Linked DNA regions of Homo sapiens: region 2 is linked to region 1. Evidence: chromatin contacts called from ENCODE Hi-C data. All regions are on one chromosome and are shown on one strand. The core of a region is the stretch at or near the end of the contact, and the rest is flanking DNA. Distances in the headings are between cores, read along the strand shown.

Region 1 (4,494 bases), core at 1,458-3,957:
TCTGTCATATTCCATGGATTCTTTGAAAGCAGAGCCTGTGTTTTACCCATTTCTCTCTTTCCAGAACTAAGATTAGTGTCTGGCACAGAGTAGGTACCTAGTAAATTCAGGTTGGGTTGAAATAAAGCACTGTGAAAAATAAGGTAGACTCGCCTAATGTCTGCCCTGAACCATGGGGGACCCAGGGCTCCAGGTAGGAAAGGAGTCTGGAATTTGTAGCCTGAGTAGGTACTGGTCAAATGACACACTCACTTCAAAGGCACGCAGTGGGGAGGGAAGGGGATGTGGTTTCCCAAATGCCTTTTTGGCTGGGTGAAAGCTTCAGTTGGCGGCAAGAGTCAGGTCAGGGGATGTTGGCAGCATAGAGAAGACGGCAGCCAGGACTGCCAAGGCAGGAACGAGTCAGAGGAGAGGAAGCAACTCAGATGGAGACGAAAAGTGCTTGAAATCTTCCCCTCTCTGCATCTGCAGGAACAGACGTGGCAGCAGTATGCACGCTGGAAGGAAAACAGGCTTTGCAGTCAAATAAATCTGCAGGTCCTCTCAGTGCAAGCCAGGGCTGGGGGGTCTTGAATGTCATGTTTTATTTTTCTGAATCTCCATTTCCTCATCTAAAAAAAATGGGATCAGTGATTCTTACCTTACAGGGTTGTTGTGGATATCAAAAGAGTGTTTTGTGAGTAATAAAACAGCCATTTATTAAGCACCTGCTCTCTACTAGGCACTGAGCCTAGTAGCTGTATGGATATAATTAGTAATCCCCTAATCATCCTGCAAGGTAGTGATTATCATCTCTAGTCTCCACTTCAGAGCTGAGGAAACTGAAGTTCAGAGACATTGAGCAATTTGCTCAAGTGATACAGCCAGAATTCCAACCAGGTTCTTTCAGCAAAGGTTACCATATGAATATGGACATGATGATTAAATTGTATAAATCTTTGTCAAGTCTAAAATTCTCCCAGAGCAGCAGGGTTCCTTCATTGTCAGTGCTTTTTCTTTCCCAACTTCCCCCAACTTTTTTTTTTTTAAACTAAAACTTTGGCTAACCTGGCAATCTACGAAAGAGGGGTTCCACTAAGTGATTTAAACATGATTTGATTCTCTTTGTCCTGTTGCTCTTTGGCATCAATGGGACATGGATCAGGAAATTATTTCTAGGTGTTTATATGAGGAAAGAGGAAAAGCTGCTGAGAGTTAATCTTTTAGACAATCCAACAGAATCTGAAATATCAAAAACTATCCTTCCAAAAGAAAACTATCAACCCTTTCAACATTTTTTGAATCTTTCTTTGAAGCTTTAGCCAAACAGAAGATAAATGTAAAAGGTAAGGAAAGCAAATTAACTTCTATTGAAACCCACCATGTGCCTGTGTCTTGATGTATTGTCTTCTCAGTTCCTCCTAGTAACCCCGTATGGTAGGTATCATTAGATTCATTCTTCCACATAAGGATGCTCAGAAAGGTAAATATTTGTCTGAGTTCATACAATGATTTGGCAGGAAAGCCAAGATTCAAACCGCAGCCTGCTTGGTCCTAAAGCCCAGGCTTTTTTTTTTTTTTTCTTCTTCTCCCTGCTTCTGAGTCTGCAGTCTCCTGAGGGGAGCAGTTGTTTCCTCTTTGTTTAAGGAGTCCGTCCTTTTGTCCTGGATAGCCCCAGAGAGATCCTGCATCTTCAGAAGAAAAAGGACTTTTCGCTTTAAGACTGCTTGGGACCTCCAAAGGTCTTTAGCAGAAAATGCAAGCAAGCACCCTATTGGAAGGTACTCTTAATGAAATGAACACCGGCTGGATGGTTCTATTTTTGGATGTGGGCTCAGACATTAGGAGCAGGCAGTATCTTTTCTTTTTCTTTTTCTTTCTTTCTTTTTTTTTTTTTTTGACAGGATGGGCTGGGGTTGGGGGAGGAGGAAGCAAGAATTAAGCAGAGAAGGCAAGCTCCTTTCTGTTCATCTAACTCAAAGTGAGTATTATGGATTTAAATAACCCATGTGCAGTTCTATTACTTAGTGGTTTTACCCAGATCTAGGCTACTACAGGTGAAAGATGTTCTATCTGTCCTGTGCTTAATTTTTAATGCAGTCTTGAATTACTTTTGTAGAAAAATCCAAACACTTAGTTTGCATGCCATCCTCAAGGTTCTCCTTCTGGGGTGGAAAGCTCACAGGCTTTGGGGATTGTGAGGCTTGAGTTCGACCTTCTGCCATGCCACTGATCTGTGTGGCTTTGGGTAAGCCATCTAGTATCTCTGACCTTAGGCCCCTCCTCTGTAAAATGAGTACAATCATGCATGCTTTTTAAGGTTGTCATCATTGCAAAGTGCTTGATGCTTGGCAGACACTCATTAAACATTAGTTACTTTTTCTCCCTGTATCTCAAAGTGCAAATTCTTTATCTTTATTCTCTTAGGTCGAGAAGGGCATGAGTGATGACCTATATTTTTAGGACAGCTTGGATCCACCCAGATTGTTGGCAGGGGCTATTGGCTGTGGTTTAAGACTTAAGCCAATGCCCATTATGTCATTATGGAGCCTGCAAAAGTGATTACTAATGTTACTTTTCCAGTTCACTGCAGAGCAGAGGGGAGAGTTTTTCACACTGCTGGCGTTTTGTTGGAGCACGAAGATACGAATCACAGATGGCTTCCTCGGCAGATGTGGCCCTGTAGAACTGCAGTGCTGGTTTATAAGGGGTTTAATGAAAACCTGGCACCCTCCCAGACTTGAATCAATCCTCTAGGGTCTCAGCTTATGCACGTACAGACCAATCTGCAAATGTGCACCATTATTGACGGTGTGGGGAATGCTGGGGTGAAAAGTTTTTACCTGAGAAACAAAGCCAAACCTATCTGGCCAAGTTCACAGGCTTGGCCTGGGAGATGGAACAGTGCCGTGGAAGGGAAGTTGGTAGGAGAAGAGTGGCTGCAGCTGGAGGATGTCCAGATGGCCGCTGCCCAGCTGGGGGTGATCCGGGCTCAGGGTAGAATGATGGTTTTACCAGCTGCTTCGGGCTCACAGTATTTTCTTCCTTGCCATGGCTAAAAAGAGTGAGCAGGACTCGCAAGTGGGAGATATGGAATATCGAAATAGTTTCTGTCTAGTTCATATTATGGACTGGAACTGAACTTGCATATTGTTGCTTCTGCTTGAAATGTTCTTCAAATGGTCAGCTTGCTATTTCTCATCTGTTTTATTTTGGCTTCAGTGTCATTCCTTGGCAAATGCTTTCTTGATCACTTCCCTGAAAGAATCTCCAAGCTCTTTGCCATATTCTATCTTAGTTGTGCATTTGTTCATAATATATCACAATTTATTTGCCTATTTGGTTGCTGTTTTGGTCCTTTACTAAAATATAAGCTCTTTGAGGGTAGGAAGTCTGTTCATCTTGTTCACCAATGCAGCCGAGTGCCTAGTGGAGTACCTGGAACATAGTAGACATTCAACAAATATTGTTGGATGGATGAATACATTTTTGTGACAAGACTAAGATAAATCAGTCTTTGTAGATTAAAGCCACCATTTACAAGCTGTATAACTGTCTAAATTACTTAATCTTTCTTAGTCTCAGATTCTTTATCTGTGAAAAAAAAGATGGCCAGGCGCGGTGGCTCACGCCTGTAATCCCAGCACTTTGGGAGGCCGAGGCGGGTGGATCACCCGAGGTCTAGAGTTCGAGACCAGCCTGACCAACATGGTGAAATCCCATCTCTACTAGAAATACAAATTAGCCGGGTGTGTTCGTGGGCACTTGTAATCCCAGCTACTCGGGAGGCTGAGGCAGGAGAATCTCTTGAACCCAGGGGACGGAGGTTGCAGTGAGCCAAGATCACACCACTGCACTCCAGCCTGGGCAACAAGAGCAAAACTCCATCTCAAAACAGAAAAAAAAAAAGATAAAAATATAGTAGAGGGAGCTGTTTGTGTAGAATAGTGTCTAGAAATAAGAAATGGTCAATAAAGCTATTATTATCCAGTTATTGAAGAATTAAGTTCACCACCAACAAATATTTATCAATATTTCTATTCTAATATCTATTGAGAATCTAGTATATGCTATGCCCCCACACCAAGCACTTTTACATGCATTATCTTATGCTATTCTTCACAACCTTGTGAGATATTCTTCCCATTTTAGAACAAAGGAAATAGATTAAGTGGTTTGAACAAGCTTACATAGCTACTCAGTGGCAGAGGCAGTATTAACTCCATTTCTATTTTTAAAGCCCTAATTTTCCCCCATAATTCCAGGCTGCTTCCTATTAACACTCATTCTGGATAAATAAACATAAGGAAGCCACATTCTCTGTCCTCTGGAGGCTCTGGTTTAGGTGATAAGACATATGTAAGAGTAAAATGAACACTAATAAAAACCATTTTTTTGGTGCTGCTTTGAAGTTTACAAAGCTTGTCCCAATATTTACAATACATTCAAGTTTTAAAAGATTATTACCCAGGATATATAAATAATTCATACAAGTCAATAAGAAAAAGACAAACA
Region 2 (4,494 bases), core at 1,065-3,564, 41 kb before region 1:
GTCTCGCTTTGTCACCCAGGCTGGAATGCAGCGTTGTGATCAGGGCTTACTGCAGCCTCAACCTCCCAGGCTCTAGTGGTTTTCCCACCCCAGCCCCACTCAGTAGCTGGGACTACAGACACACATCACCTCACCTGGCTAATTTTTATTTTATTTTATTTTAATGGGGTCTTGCTATGTTGCTGGTCTCAAACTCCTAGCCTCAAGCAATCCTCCTTTCCCAGCCTCCCAAAGTGCTGGGATTATAGGCAAGAGCTGCTGAGCCAGGACTATGGAGGGATTTTTGATATGAGAGAAGTAGTGATAAATAAGACAATCAAGGTCCTTGCTGTCATGGACAGAGAAACAAAAGCAAACAAATGCAATCAGCCATTGATAAGCACTCTGCAGAGAATTAAGACAGAGGTTGGTCATGAGGTAGAGTAACTGGGTAATCAGTCCAAGGAAAGGGCAGTGCAAAGGCCCTAAGACACGAAGGAGGATGTGGGTTAGATAAACAAAGGAATGCAATGTTCTTTGGACCCACATGTGGATGTTTCTCATGGTCCACTGGTCACCCTGCTGGTCATACTTATTGCTGCCCAAATCACAGTGGCTCTGAGGCCCCTCCCATTTACTTGTGTGAATTCCAGGCTGTTTTGGAGGCTCTCCTTGCACCATCTCGTTTGCATCTCCTTGCAAACATCTTGTTGCAAACATCTCTTTGCAAACATCTTGTTGCAAACATCTCCTTGCAAACATCTTGTTTGCATCTCCTTGCACCATCTTGTTTGCATCTTGTTTACATCTTGCTTGCACCATCCTGTGCCCTGGGCATCACTCGGCCATGGCCCCCTCCTGGGTACCTGGAGCTCAGACACACTGCTAGACATAGCCTCAAGTTCAGACCCGCTGGCCCCTCCCTCATGGTGGTCTCCATGAGGACGCTGATGGGGAAGGTGGACAGCAAGGCCGATTCTAGCAAAATGCAGCTGATTGCAGAGAGGTGGCTCTGGAAGGTGATCAGGGACCCCAGTGGGATTCCCCGCCTTTGGGAGGCTGATAAGACACTGGAGAGAGACCTGGGTTTACTCCTTCAAGGAAAAAAAAATTAACATTGTCTGCTTTGTGCCAGATTGATGTCCAGCAGGGGCTGGCAACACCAGGGTCAATGAAAATCTAGCCCTCACCCTCCCCACTCATTGATCTTAGAGTTGAGTGAGACTTTAATACTAAGGTAGGGCATCTGGATGCAATTCCAGGAGCACCAACAGGCATCTGAATCACTCAGGAGACTTTCTGCAGCAAATTATAGCGAACCTAACTCACACTGGCTTGAACAATAAAAAGAGTTTATTGGTTCACCATCACCGAGAGGTTGAAAGGTGGGGAGGCTTCGGGTGTGGTGCAGTCAGGGCTTCAACTCCGGGTCTATGTGATTACCCTGGCCATGTCCTTCTTCTGTAGGTTAGCACCTTCCTTGGGCTGGTTTCTTCCAGGGTCACAGGATGGCTACCTGCAGACAGGGATGAGAGCAAGAGCATCACCCCCACAATCTCAGAATTCAATCTTGAGCATCTAGCTGATGGCCTTTTTCCACACCTGCCCAACGTCTGTGGCCAAGGAGATGCAAAGCCCTGCTAACCAATTCCTGTTGCAGAGCCAGTGGCACTACTGGGTCGACTCACCTCCTGAGCAGGAGGGAATTCTGCCTGAATCACTGGACAATGGTTGGAGGATGGACGTTGAGAAGTAGAAGTAATGTCTGTTACAATGGAAAGAGTGATATAACTGGATTTACATTGTTAAAGATCACTTTGGCTGGAGATAGTTTGGAGGAGCGCACAAGAGGAAGAAGGGAGAACAATTAGGAGCTCCCCCCAGGAGAGGTGATGGTGGCTGGGCCCAGGGGGAGGCAGGGGTGATGGAACAAAGGGGACAGACTAGAATCCTGCCTCTGATCCTTGGCAGCTGAGTGGCAGTGGCAAATCCCTTAGCTTCTCTTCACATCATTTTCCAAATCTGTAATATGGCTGTACAAATTCTTAGCCTTCAGGATTAAAGAAGATACATTAAACACGTGTAAAGAAGATACATTAAACACATTAAACACTACCTCAATAAGTGCATTTTATCATTGTTATTACCCAAACTCCTTAGCATGACGTTGGAGTCCCTTCGCATCTGGATCCACGTGACTCCAGGCGGCAGAGTTTCTGTGTTGGGCTGACAGTGCTCTTCCCGTCACAAGGTGGAAGCTTCCAAAAGGCAAAAACAATAACTCTACAGCCAGTTATGAAAGTTCTGTTTTGTCCCAGGGGATTTTGTACCTGGTCCCATCAGTCAGTGTCTACACTCTGAGCGGCACAGGGGGTGGTTTGTCGTGTTTTCAGTCCGCAAATATTGACAAAAGATTAAGGGTTGACTCAATGCACTTTGGTGAGTAAGAAAAAAACAGCTGGCTCAAATTTCCAGGCATTTATTTTCTCCTGAGTTGAGTTGCACTGTGGCTTTTGCCACTCCCCAGCTAGAGTCCTGAGCCCAGGAAAGCCCCTGCCTATCCCTGTCACTCCAAAATAATTTCACCAGAATCAGTGGGTTGAGTGTTTTTAGTACAGTCCATATAGTGCCTCAGCCTGCAAGGAAGATATGCATTCCTGGCAGAAAATGAGTCCATGCCAAATAGAGGGACCCTAAGCTAGGGATGTGTGTGTGTGTGTGTGTGTGTGTGTGGTGGGGGGCAGGGTGGGGGGCTGGTGGGAGCAGACCCATTGGGGGTATGGGGCAGTGGAGGGGGGATGGCACTACTTCAGTTTTTAGTTAGGTTTCAACTGGGATGATGGGAACCCATACGTTTGGGGATCAGATTGACCTGAGTTTTAATCTCATCCCTGCCATTCATTCATTGTGAGATTATTCATTCATTCAAAATAGGTCAGATATGGGATAAAAGCTTCAAAAGCTATTCCTAAGAAATGACTATCTAGTGATGGATACGGAGAAGTAGATTGTAACAGACTGTGATAAATGGGGAAAAAACAGAAGGTAGGAAGGACAGAGAGGGAGCACTGAATCCAGTGTTGCTTGGCGTGGTTGTGGTGGTCAGAAATCATGGGTTGCTTCCTGGAAGAAGCATCAAAGCATAGGGCTTCCTCCAGGAAGCACTGAGAAGGGAGAGGCATTAGCATGCAGAAGAGGTGTGCAGCAGGGATGGTGTTCCAGGCAGAAGTCTGTGGACAAACATGAGCATGGAGTGGAATGGGGTAGCGGGAGGCAGACCAGGCTGAAAGGGGAGCAGGGGCTGAACAATTAAGGCCATGAAAGCTGTTCTAAAGTTTCGACTTTATCAGAGGTCAAGGGAGAATCGTGGGAGGGTGTGAAGCAGAGGAAAGGCATGAGCACCACGCATTTTCAAGCATTTTTGGCTGCTTTGTGAAAAACAGACCAAAGCGGAATGAGGCAGGAAGTGGGGACAAAAGTCCAGAGGCTATCACATAGTACAGGTGAGAGATGGTAGCAGCTGGGTTGAAGGAAGGCTGTGGGGTTACGATAAACAGTCACCCGTGGAACTGGGGGATGTTTGTGATGTGGTCACAGGATCCTAGGGGAAGAACAGAATGTTATTAGGTGCCAGATGCTTCAATTGCCTCATGTTATTTCTAGTAACATCCCTGTGAGGTGGGCATGGACCTGACAGGGTGAGTGATGTGCCCACAGCTGGCAAGTGGTAGTGGCAGAACTCAACCCCAGGTCTGCCTATCCCCAGACCTGTGGTTTGTCACCACTGGATCATGCAGTTTTCCTAAGTCAAATGTAACAAGTTATTGCTTATCATATTTAAATTAAGACCCATAGAAGTTTTACCAATTCTGGAAAATTTAAATGGAGTGATAAATGCACTGAAGATAAAAGACTGAAGAAAGTTGTTGATTGATATCTTTGGAATGACCATCAGCATCCATCTCCTTCTGTGAAAACCCCAGCCACCATCCTCTCTGGGATTTTGAGGTCAGGTGTCATTATCACTAGGAAGTCTCCCTGGATTCCTACTTCCTCATCAACATTTATTTTATTTTATTAATTAAATTAATTAATTAATTTAGAGACAGAGTCTCCCTCTGTTGCCCAGGCTGGAGTGCATGGTGCAGTTTCAGCTCACTGCAGCCTCTGCCTCCCAGGTTCAAGCAATTCTCGTGCCTCAGCCTCCTGAGTAACTGGAACTACAGGTGCATGCCACCACACCCAGCTAATACATATATATATATATATATATATATATATATTTAGTAGAGATGGGGTTTGGCTGTGTTAGCCAGTCTGATCTCAAACTCGTGACCTCAGGTGATCTGCCCTCCTTGGCCTTCCAAAGTGCTGGGATTACAGGTGTGAGCCACCACATCCGGCCTCCCACCAAAATTTAGAGCACTCATTACCTTCTTATCATCGCCTCTTCACAGATCTGTTTTTCTTGCTGTCCTAGGAGCTTCTCGAGGGCACAGACTGTGTTTTCATCAC

Evidence for each region. A loop is a pair of places that touch in the nucleus more often than their neighbours do.
Region 2: a map of PC-3 shows a loop between it and region 1 (11-fold over the local background). The contact joins the promoter of LINC01767 here to the enhancer-like site in region 1. A Hi-C loop is called at or near these places in 4 of 168 maps with a recorded cell type or tissue (PC-3, cardiac septum, gastrocnemius medialis and 1 more).

Annotation. Positions count from the first base shown.
Region 1 is chr1:56,372,669-56,377,162 of GRCh38, reverse strand. No RefSeq gene overlaps it. Among named protein-coding and RNA genes, the nearest start is that of LINC01767, 40 kb to the left of the region's middle. Within about 2 kb of position 2,707, at least 8 of the 41 ENCODE cell types and tissues checked have a DNase peak (open chromatin) inside an H3K27ac peak, as active enhancers do; they include PC-3, gastrocnemius medialis and heart left ventricle, where a contact is called at or near this core.
Region 2 is chr1:56,412,783-56,417,276 of GRCh38, reverse strand. It overlaps LINC01767 (long intergenic non-protein coding RNA 1767), which reads right to left and starts at 2,314. Exons shown (of 4, transcript NR_147163.1): 1 at 2,127-2,314; 2 at 1,935-2,029; 3 at 1,668-1,744; 4 at 1,311-1,495. All of the region lies in intron 1 of LOC124904185 (a long non-coding RNA gene), which reads left to right.